2 separate regions of the Mus musculus genome follow, and region 1 is linked to region 2. Evidence: chromatin loops called from intact Hi-C (ENCODE). Cell type or tissue: heart. All regions are shown on one strand. Links, peaks and the distances in the headings refer to the core of each region. The heading gives the core; the rest is flanking DNA.

Region 1 (5,385 bases), core at 158-5,157, 89 kb after region 2:
GACCTAATCCAACAAAGTCCAGAGTTCCGAGAAAGTCGCTAAATGTACTGACCTTGCTCTCTGGCTTCTGTAATTCTGTTTCTGGCTAACTGTTCTTGCTAACTGAGATGTGTCAACCCAGGGTAGAGTTTTGTGTTTACAAGCTTACCCTGAGAAAGGCTTGGGCTAAACGGGGATTCTGAACACCCAGTGCAGTTTCTGGCTAGATCATAGACTTTCTATTGGCTTGAACCTATGTCTGAGTTGTCATCTCTGGTAGATACCCCACAACAAAGCCTAAGAGATTAATCTCTTTCCATTGCTGGAACAACATGCCTGAGATAAGCATCTGTATTAGTCAGGGTTCTCTTAGAGAAACAGATTGAGGATTCATTTCAGGGCAGGGAGTTATATTATCTTCTTAGTGTTAGTAGTTTACGAGAATTTATTCCCTGTTTTACATAGCTAAGTTGGCAGTTAAGCAAGCAAGGGTCCTTTGGTGAGGCTATGAATCAAAGGATTAATGGCCAAGCCATGTCCATAAGTAGAGTAGTTAACAAGGGAACAAGCAGAACAAAGATTTATACCAGTTATTAGATTTTTTTGATCTTTTTTTTTTTCTTCCTGAAATTTATTAGATGGTTTACAGGCTGTGGATCAGGTAGTCTAAAAATGGCTGTCTACCATCAGAAGGTTCAAGAATCCAGTAGTAGTTCATCCACGAGGTTGGATGTTTCAGCTGGTCTTTAGTATATGCAAGAATCCTCATTGTCTATTACTGCACAAACATCATGACCAAGAAACAAGTTGGGGAGGAAAGGGTTTATTCAGCTTACACTTCCATACTGCTGTTCATCACCAAGGAAGTCAAGACTGGAATTCAAGCAGGTCAGGAAACAGGAGCTGATGCAGAGGCCATGGAGGGATGTTTTTTACTGGCTTGATTCTCCTGGCTTGCTCAGCCTGCTCTCTTATAGAATCGAAGACTAGCAGCCCAGAGATGGTCCCACCCACAAGGGGCCTCTCCCCCTTGATCACTATTTGAGAAAATGCCTTACAGTTGTATCTCATGGAGGCACTTTCCCAACTGAGGCTCCTTTCTCTGTGATAACTCTAGCATGTGTCAAGTTGACACACAAAACCAGCCAGTACACTCATGAAATAGGCTCTTATGCCAGAGAAAGAATTACTTTTCCAGTGAGAGCAGGCAGGCAAAGAGAGCAAGCTTCCCTTTTCCATGTCCTTTATGGACGTTCACAGTAAAAGGTGTGGCCCAGATTAAAGCTGGATCATCCCACCTCAAAAAGATCTAGACAAAAGGTGGGTCTCGCCACTTCAAATGATTTAATTAAGAAAAATCTTTCATAGGTATACCTAACCGCTTAGATTTTACTTAATTCCAGATATAGTCAAGTTGACAATCAAAAGTAGCCATCATAGCTCCTTAAAGGAGGACAGATTCATGGTAGATTCAGAAGTTCTGGTCCAAAGCTCCTGACTGTATGCTTCTACACCATGGTGAAACAGTCCATCATGTCAAAAATGTGCAGCAGAAGAAACCACTTGTGGCCAGGCAGCAGAGAAAGAGAGCCAAAAATGACAGGGGACAAGACATCCCTTCAATGGCCCATCCCAGTGATCTATTTACTCTACCCAGGCTCCACCTCCCAATAGCCCATCCAGTTATGCACTCATCAGTGGATCACCACTGATGAAGTTGGCAACTTCAGGATCTACTCACCTCTCAACAGAACCATGATCTTGAGGGGCAAGCATTAATGTAAGTATTGGGAGTGGGCATAATTTCATATTGAAATCATGACAACAGCCAGCATTGCTATAATCACTAGTTTGCAGATGAGGACATCAAATATCTCAGTTTTGAGTCTTTCCAATCCCTCTTCTTGTTTCAGTTGCTGTATCATTACGTTGTTCCACACAGGTTTGTTGAGCTTCATTTAGGGACAATTTAATGTTCCTGGCTCTGGTCTATACTCCTACTTCCTGTCCTGGGCTATCTATCATATGTTATATGAGAATTTACAGTATCCACTGAAACCTCAAATATCACATGATTTAGAAATGGGCCAACAGATAGTGCGTCCCACAGTCATCTGAGACCCTTTTAGCAGGTTTCCTCCAAGGCCCAATAATCTGTTGCCTTGTAGTGACAGCCAGTTCACTAGTGTATATTTGCATGGTTATTATTCTTCTGCCCCCATTCACTTCTCTTCCCTACTCCTAGTCCTGGGGAGGTCTTCCCATATGAATAACCTACACACAGCCTTCATTCCTCAGACTCTACTTCCAGAGAACCCAAGCCAAAATCATGAGATGAGATTATTTGCTAAACATACTAGGTTTGAAATAGAATACTGAGACTCGTCAGATGGTCTGACCCCAGATTCCACGTGCATTTTCTTTGTCTTGCTCGACCTGAAGGATCCAATAGTCTCATGATCAGAGGCCTGGATATGTAAACAATGAATTCTGGAAGACTTGTGTCAAATCAAACCTGGAAGGTCTGTCTTTGAAGCACACAGGGAAATGATTGCTTCCATCGGCCAGACCCATGAGTTACCCAAGAAGCAACTCCCAGGGCAGATAGCAGAGCCCCATTCCCTAACATCCTTGATATAGTCTAGGCTCTTCTGCTATTTTCTCTCATGCTGCCATCATTTCCTTCTTACCACTTAGCACAGTGTGAACATAAGTATTTATTGCTATTTACTTTTTGTCTGTCTCCTACAAGAGCAGGGGCCCTGTCTGTTTTGTTCACAGACATTTGAATACTGTATCCACAACACCTAACACAGTCCCTGGGACATAAACAGAAACTACTGAATTTGTCAGCCCTAAAAATAAAAATGTTTTAATTGTTAAACAAGTCAAAAGCTTTGTTTTTAAATAATGAGAGAATTAATGGTACTAAAGGTAAAGCGAATAATACAAAGAAAATCACAAGAGAAAGAGCATGTTAACTATTCAGAGGAAGTCTGCAGTTGGGTATGGGAGTGTATTTGTTTGAGAGGTGGAGAGGAAGGAAGTGACTTAATATCAAGGTCAGATATTTATTATGTCTCTATTCTTTGCATTGCCTCTGCCTGGTAACTGGTTACATCACTTGAGTTTTCCAGGATCTGCTAGTGCCTGAATTATGCAAGCTTTCTTCTCTGTCATCTGTGGACTTTTTGAATCCAGTCACTCCAGGCTTGTTTGTATACAGTCTGAGCTTGACTATCTGTTGGCATTGACACACGATGCAGCTTGTGAAGTTAGGTGTTGACATGATCCTGGCCTAAGTCTCAACCTATTGGCTGTACTCCTGGTTCCATTTACCCCTGAGACTCTGTTTAAGAGCTTGCTGCTGTTCCTTCTTTTCTCACCTAGATTCCTACACCATTACCACCACCCTTCACCTTAAGAACAGGGAAATAACTTCTCATTCATTTGTCCAAACATATAGTGGCCCCATGAGATGAACACAGACCTCTGATTGACTATGAACTCTGAGCTGTTACATGTTTTGCTCATATTCTCATATTGAACTCAGTCTGTCCTTCAACATCTCCTGATTTTGCCTTAATTTTCAAGTGCGATGACAGGCAGATGCTACTACACTTAGCTTCAGACATATCACTGATTACCTAGTGGTTGGGAGATTAATTACTTATATTCATTCCTTCATCTCTCAACCCTGGTTTCCTAAGGTGGGCTCACTAAAACTTAAGCACCTTGGTGCATGCATACTAGACAATGAGAGACCTAGTTCCATACTGTCCTCCCTGAGCTCAACTTCTGAAAATAAATATCTCCCAAGTATTCAGCAGTCCCAAGACAGTTTCTCTGCACTTTGTAAAGCCCAGTTAGACACAGGCAGCCACCTGTTCCTTCCCAGCTCTTTGTAAGATCTTTTTCTACCCTTAGTTTACTGGCATTTCAGGAACCAATGAAACTCACCTTTAACACTGCTTATTTTTAGTGTCTCTGCATTTATATTTAGAAGGGAAGACTGGTCATGCCTCTGGGTGCATCATTCTTCCAATTTTTGCTGGATCACGGGGAGGCCACAAGGAGAGAAAATTAGTAGTGCATGTAACTCTTCATTTATTTCCTGGATCCAGTGACCCAGCACAGGCACATGTGCCAAAGATACAAGGACAAAGCAGGAGGCCAGGATGACCTTCAGTTGCTTAGACCAGGCCATTCACTGGTGACTTGGTGGGGATTCCTAAGAAAAAGGACAGGTATCAAATTATAAAGGTCAAAAGAGATGCTGCCAAGAGCTAAAATAAAATGTCTCCTGTTCTCTCTGCAGCCTACAAAACATTTTCTTTTCCTTTTTGTTCTCACAAAACATATTTTTGTATATTTAATTTTTAAAATAAGTGATTTTAAATGGATAAAAATGATTTAAATATAAATATATGTGATTTAAATATATACATACTTCTAAAGAAAGAACTTATCAAACATAAGATATGGAAATGATGTATATTTTTTTTTGAAAAATAGTATTTAGTTATTTATTTTTATTAGATATTTTCTTCATTTACATTTCAAATGTTATCCCATTTCCTAGTTTCCCCTCCCAAAATCCCTTCCCCCTCCCCCTGCTCCCCAACCCACTCCCATTCCTGGTCCTGGCATTCCCCTATACTGGGGCATAGAGACTTCACAGGACGAAGGACCTCGCCTCCCATTGATGACTGACTAGGCCATCCTCTGCTACATATACAGCTAGAGCCACAAGTTTCACCATGTGTTTTCTTTGATTGGTGGTATAGTTCCAAGGTCTGAGGGTGCTGGTTAGTTCATATTGATGTTCCTCCTATGGGGCTTCAGACCCCTTCAGCTCCCTGGGTACTTTCTCTAGCTCCTTCATTGGGGAACTTGTGTTTCATGACTTATATTTCTAGAGTTTAATATTTGCTAAAACATTCTGTAACAAAGGATCAAATTCTTCACTGAAGAAATGGGCAAAAGACATAGTTCAGAAAAACAGATTTCAGAGACTCATAGCTGAGAATACATAACTTTTACAGCCATTCCTAAACAGGGGACATTTTTATTATTTGTTCCAGGACTCAGGAAGCATCATAGAACAGGGTGTAGAAAGAATGTGAGAACCAGACAATGGGGAGGAAGGCTGTGCCTGTGTCTGCACAAGACCACATCTTTGACAGACGACCTCTGCATTCCCAGAGCCCTTCCCTGGGTCTAGGGACTGCAAAGGTATTCTTGGCACCTAAAAGCCCAGAGGTCACATGAGTCACAACATTCCCTGGGCCATTAATGGACTTGGAGACTTACTGGTCACCAGAACCCCAGGACAATAAGGCCAGAAGTCAGGGGGAAAATCTACAAAACCCATAATCTAACAAAGATAAACTCAGAAATCAGCAC
Region 2 (5,385 bases), core at 195-5,194:
CATAGTTTTGCAGTTATACATGTACTTCTGTGGATAAATGTTAGAAGTAGAAACATTAGTTTATTTAGGACAAAAGTAAGGATAACTGCTTAAAGCAATGATTGTCAACCTGTAGGTCATGACTCCTTTGGGCATAAAATGACATTCTCACAAGTATTGCCAAAGAGCACTGGAAAACACAGATATTACACTACAATTTGTAACAGTAGCAAAATTACAGTTATGAAGTAGCAGTGAAAATAATTTTATGATCGGGGGTCACCACAACATGAGTAACTGTATTAAAGGGTTGCAGCATTAGAAAGGTTGCGACTCACCACCTTAAACCAAAAGGCAGACAGCCCTCAATTTCTGGTTATTTTCTAAAAATTTCTCTGTCCCTTTTAGTAGATGCAGTAAAGAATGGAACAGAATTGTTGATATAGTTCACTGTGTTCTAAAAGGGAGATGTTTGTGCAGAACCAGTGGGACAAACACCAAAGAGAAACAGAGGTCAACCAGTTAATGTGAGAGCAGACTGTGATAAAGATCTAACTGGCCATTTTCCTATCTCTCTGGAACATCAGATGCAGTATTCTGGAAACGGCATGGACCAAGGGCAAAAGGGTAGAAGGATTCAGCTAAGCACCAGTCTGATGCACATACTGTTCAAAGACTGAGAATCGCCAGGCTTTCTCACGTGTGTGGACGTTCTTGAAACTGTGAATACACAAGAGCAAAGATGGAAGCTTGTTATTATTTATCCAGCCAAAAAACAAGAGACCCAGGCAAGTACGATGCTGTATACTATTTGGATAAGATAATGTTTAAAACTGAACTATTCTTATACCCACATAACAGATGAGGAACTAGAAGAGAGAGGGGCAATTTGTATGGTTACACAGTTAGGAAATGGGGAATCTAGACTTAAATCCAGACTAGGAACATGGAAGGCACCAGAAAGCTCTGAATAAGCTACTGAGACCTTCAGATTAGGAGATGACATCAGAATGTGCATTTTGACCTGGTGAGGGGCTGTGGGATACATCTGGTAGGAGCCGAAAGTCTGAAATTCTCCTCATAAAATAGGAGTCCTGGGATTACCTGCCTAGATCACAGACATTTGGAAAAGTCTGCATTGTTGATCATGAACTAAGAGCTGCACAGGGAGTGGAACTATTGATATAGGGGTTTTGTTGTTGCTGCTGTTTCTTTCTTTCTTGTTTGTTTGTTCAAAGTAAGAAGAAAGTGGGTTTTTCACTTTCATTGATTTCATAAGGATTTATTGGATAAGAGCCAGGCTCTTTGTAAGGCTTGCAGATACAGGAATGAAACTTTTTTCATTTTTAGACACACACACACAAATCGCAGCACAGCTGTGAATCCAACCAGTGAGGTGACTTGGTGATCTGTAGTATCAAGCAACGCTTCTGGTTTTCAGCTCTTGAGTACGGCTTCTGAAAGAGACAAACATTTGCACAGATGTTGAAGGTCCCTAGGTTCAGTCCAAGGCATAAGATCATAGTTTGGTTACTTAAGATTGTTGTTCCCTTCCTTTATATTCTCAGAGAAAAGAAGCCCATTGCCTCCAATGTTCTCATCGTTCTAGGGTGGCAGGATAGTTTCCAAAAATACGTGCGTTCAATGGACACATTACACCTCATGTGCACTGGAAATACTTGAGTCTGGGCTTCCTTTATCTACCAGCTTCTGTTTGATTGCCAAATACCCACCTCTCATTAATGATGGAATTTGTGGTTTTCTTCAATAATTAAGAGAGATACTCAATCTCAAATGTCTAATTGGCCCTAGATCTCAGGAGACAAGTGAGAACAATGGGCAGGCATGGAAGCTGTGGACCTTACACAACTGGATTCTGTTTCTAATATTACCACAAGTAGAAATAACTCCTTATAGATCCCGGCTACTAGCCACGATAGCTAATATCCCAACTCTCTTGTCTTCTTCACAGATACAGACTTGGCATCTCAGGGCTGGAACAACTGGGCTGCTAAATCCAGGTCTGGTAGTCAAGTTGTACATTACACAGAGAGAAGGAAACATGTGAGCAACTCTCATCAGGACACACAGAGAAGTTTCTTCAACACAGTCAAGGGTTTGGGTATAGTGCCCAAATGACTAATGTCCTTTATAAAATAGGAATTAACATTGTTGATGTGCATCTCAGAAAAAGAGTTTCTATGACACGTTCTACAGATGTAAAGGGTGGTGACTGATTAAAATATCCATCAGCTTTAGCAAGATAGAGTTTAATGATTTACTGGATGTGAGAAGAGGCAGAGAAGGGGGAAGGAGGAAAGGGAGGGAGAGGGACTGGAATTGAGAGTAAGGAAGGAGAAAGGGAGATGAGAACTGGATCCCACGTCTCTGAGCTCCAGGATGGGCAGCTTGAAGAAGAGGGGAGATTCTTTTGACTCAGGATTAGGGGGACCTACCCAATTTGTGTTCAAGTTTCCCTTTTTGTAGAATGGAGGAGTAATAGTATTTGTTTCAAAAAGTCAGGTGGAGGGAATGAGAAGCCTGAAATGCTGGCATGATGCCAAGAATTGCAATGGACGTCATAGATACTGTTGTTAGTTGCTTGAGGTGCTCCCTACAAATCTCTTCCAGTTTATTAGTCAAGGCTCCCTAATTTCAAAATATAAACCAGCTTGAATAAGTTATAGACAGTCTTAACAGGTTGGACATTGAGACTCTTAGTTGAAAATAATGTTCTGGGCACATTGGTTAGAAATCAAGGAAATGGATTTTTGTTTTTGCAGATCTGACTGAGACCCTGTCTTCATGATATTCTGGTTTTGCTTTTAGAAACTGCCAAATCACACATCACTTCTACCAGGGGAATGACACAGCATTATGAAACTCCCACACTCTCATGAGGGTGGCAACCAGGTTTCTTACATAACAAGGACTTTGGCACCTCACCCAGGGCTTGGTGGCTTGCCAGTCTTCCACTCCCCAGAAAAAGGCGTCAAGATTATTTGGATAGTTGGGTATGATCCAAGCTTAGGGCATGGGACAATGTACAGGGCAACACAGTGGAGGGGGCAGCTCCTAAGCATTCTGAGTAAACAAGCAAATGCTTCAAGGTCACTGGCACTTCCAATTCCATCAGAACATGCTTTGGGGGTGTGTGTGCCTGGGTCCAGACCTGTCTTGGACTCTGTGTAACTTCTAGAGTCACCTGAAGGGTCTTCAGTTCTCCACTAGGTCATGTGGAATAGAACTGCCCCCAAGAGTCTTTCCTGACACCTCAAACTGAGGGAAGTAGCACGGAGCACTTTCACCTGTGAGCAACAGTTTGCATAAGAGAGTCTAACTTTCCTAAAGGGAGGATGGACCCAGAGCCAAAAAAGATCAAGATCAACTTTCCATCTGGGAGGCAATAGCCTTCAGTGCCGGTAGTGTAGAAACTAGCTAAATTCTTATTAAAGTTCCAGCACAAACATTCCATTCATTTTTTATTCTGCTCTGTTAACACTGCTCGCCAGAGTCCGGATGGTTCTGTAGTGTGGGGTTGCTTTACCCTTCTAAGTCATCTTGCTCCAGTGAAACTAAACCCTGAGAAGGAATGATCCTGACTGCTTGTGTGTAACCTAACATTGCGTTGCTTGTACGTTAGTGAAATTAATGCCCTTTCCAGGATAAAAGGGTGACTGAATTAATGTCACATTATTGAAACCAGGCCTATTTTATAAGCCTTTGCTCTCATAGATCCCCTGGCAGAGTCTTGTTGAGTAGATTTAGTCTGGAAGATGGTTCTTATTCATGTCAGGTATTGTCCTTGGCATTTTCAACATATTGTCAGAATTTCAACAGCAGTACTTCTAAGTGCATGCTATTGCCCCATGACAGATGAGGGAACTTGCATCAGAGGAGTGGCTTTGGCTAGGAAAGGAGGTACAGGGGCCTGATAGAGCAGGTTTGCTGCATCAAAGCACCAACTTTTTACCTCTTGTTGGTACTACACAAAGGAGATGGCCATATACTGGGGGATTCTTCTGGTTTAGTCATTCACATTTGACTTGAACCTTCATTAGAAATTTCACTCAACCTTTTGCCAGATGGCAAGTGATTCTGAAGTGAAATTAGACTTTTGCGTAAGGATCAAAGTCTCATGGTTTGGGCCTGGCGAGACTGTTCAGTGGCTAAACGTACTTGTTGCACAAGCCTGATAAACTGAGTTTAATCCTAGAAACTCATGGAAGGAGAGATGTTGCCCACCTCCATACACACCAATATTAAAGAATAAAAACCCCTCTGTTTTAAAATCCCCCCCCCATCTTGCTTTGGTATAGCCAACAAGAATGTGTGTGGACTCCTTTGCCATTTGTGAGCAGACTGTAGAAAAACGTGATTGAGAGCAGAACTCAGTTCACCAAGGCCTGGCCCTGAGGGTCCTGCAGGGGAGTTTCCAGCAGTGCAACAGTTTCCATATTTCCTTGTTTTGCAGAAAGAGGTAGTTCAACAGCAGAGAAACACTCTCCACTTTGCACCCCAGCCCAAGAGAATTGGGGAGGGAGCAAGTATCTCCCATGCTGATTTCAAAGCTCCTTGCATGCTGAATTGGGCTATACATTTCCAAAACAGCTTATTGCCAATGTGCCAGAGAGCAGGTGTTGGTGATGGTTAACAACAGAAAGCATAAGTGTGCAAACAGTTTTGAGAAATTCTAGGTTTCTTCACGGCAGGTCATCTCAGTACTTCTGCAGTATTGATAAAGATCTGAGTTACGTCATGGGGACACAGATTGCATTGCTGTATAGTTGACTCGACTGCATAATTATTTTAGGGAGAACTATGTTGTCAGAACCTGGGAAGTGCTGTGTTAATCCTACTCTATCACCCTCCTGTCTCATCTCTGTGCCTTTGTTGATGTGACCAGCCATTTTTCTATTCATTCATCTTCTGCTAGGTAGAGAGCAGTGTCATGTCCCCGATGGATAGTCATAGTATATTTGGTGCCTTTTAGAATGAATAGTCTAGCTTAGAAGGTAAGAAACACACACAGATACAACTCGATTCTAAACAGGAAGAAGGAGAAGAAGGAGGAGGGAGAGGAGGAGGAGGAGAAGAAGAAGGAAAGAAAGAAAGAAAGAAAGAAAGAAAGAAAGAAAGAAGCAGCAGCATTTCTGCTGTTGACAAAAGAAAGTCAAATTAGATCTCAAGAGCTGAAACAAAAATACAAATCCCTTTTCATTAAGGAACCAGATTGGCATCGAGGGTGAAGGCATCTTGTGGATCTGGTTTCTGGGCAGAATTTTCATTTGCACAGCACTGCCTATGACCTGCCATCTCTTATACTGATCTGAGCCCATTGCAACATCATCTCACTCTGGTTCCAGCAGTCCCTGAGGGCATCCTCTGCAAGCAGAGGAGAGGGAG

Evidence for each region. Hi-C counts contacts between places; a loop is a spot of excess contacts. Peaks named below come from ENCODE experiments on the same cell type or tissue, not always from the same donor. Only the 100,000 strongest peaks of a DNase experiment are listed, where the experiment ranks them.
Region 1: a loop joins it to region 2, with 7 times the contacts of the local background. A loop is called at or near these places in 4 of 42 quality-filtered maps.

The regions. Positions count from the first base shown.
Region 1 is chr12:32,676,788-32,682,172 of GRCm38, reverse strand. No RefSeq gene overlaps it. Among named protein-coding and RNA genes, the nearest start is that of Gm40376, 45 kb to the left of the region's middle. In heart, for the core only: no CTCF peak of the experiment used is centred there; DNase peaks (open chromatin) are centred at 3,242 and 4,052.
Region 2 is chr12:32,766,104-32,771,488 of GRCm38, reverse strand. It overlaps Gm40376 (predicted gene, 40376), which reads right to left. Exons shown (of 3, transcript NR_168680.1): 2 at 1,338-1,436; 3 at 41-699. Among named protein-coding and RNA genes, the nearest start is that of Gm40376, 44 kb to the right of the region's middle. In heart, for the core only: no CTCF peak of the experiment used is centred there; a DNase peak (open chromatin) is centred at 2,958; H3K27me3 peaks cover 398 bases.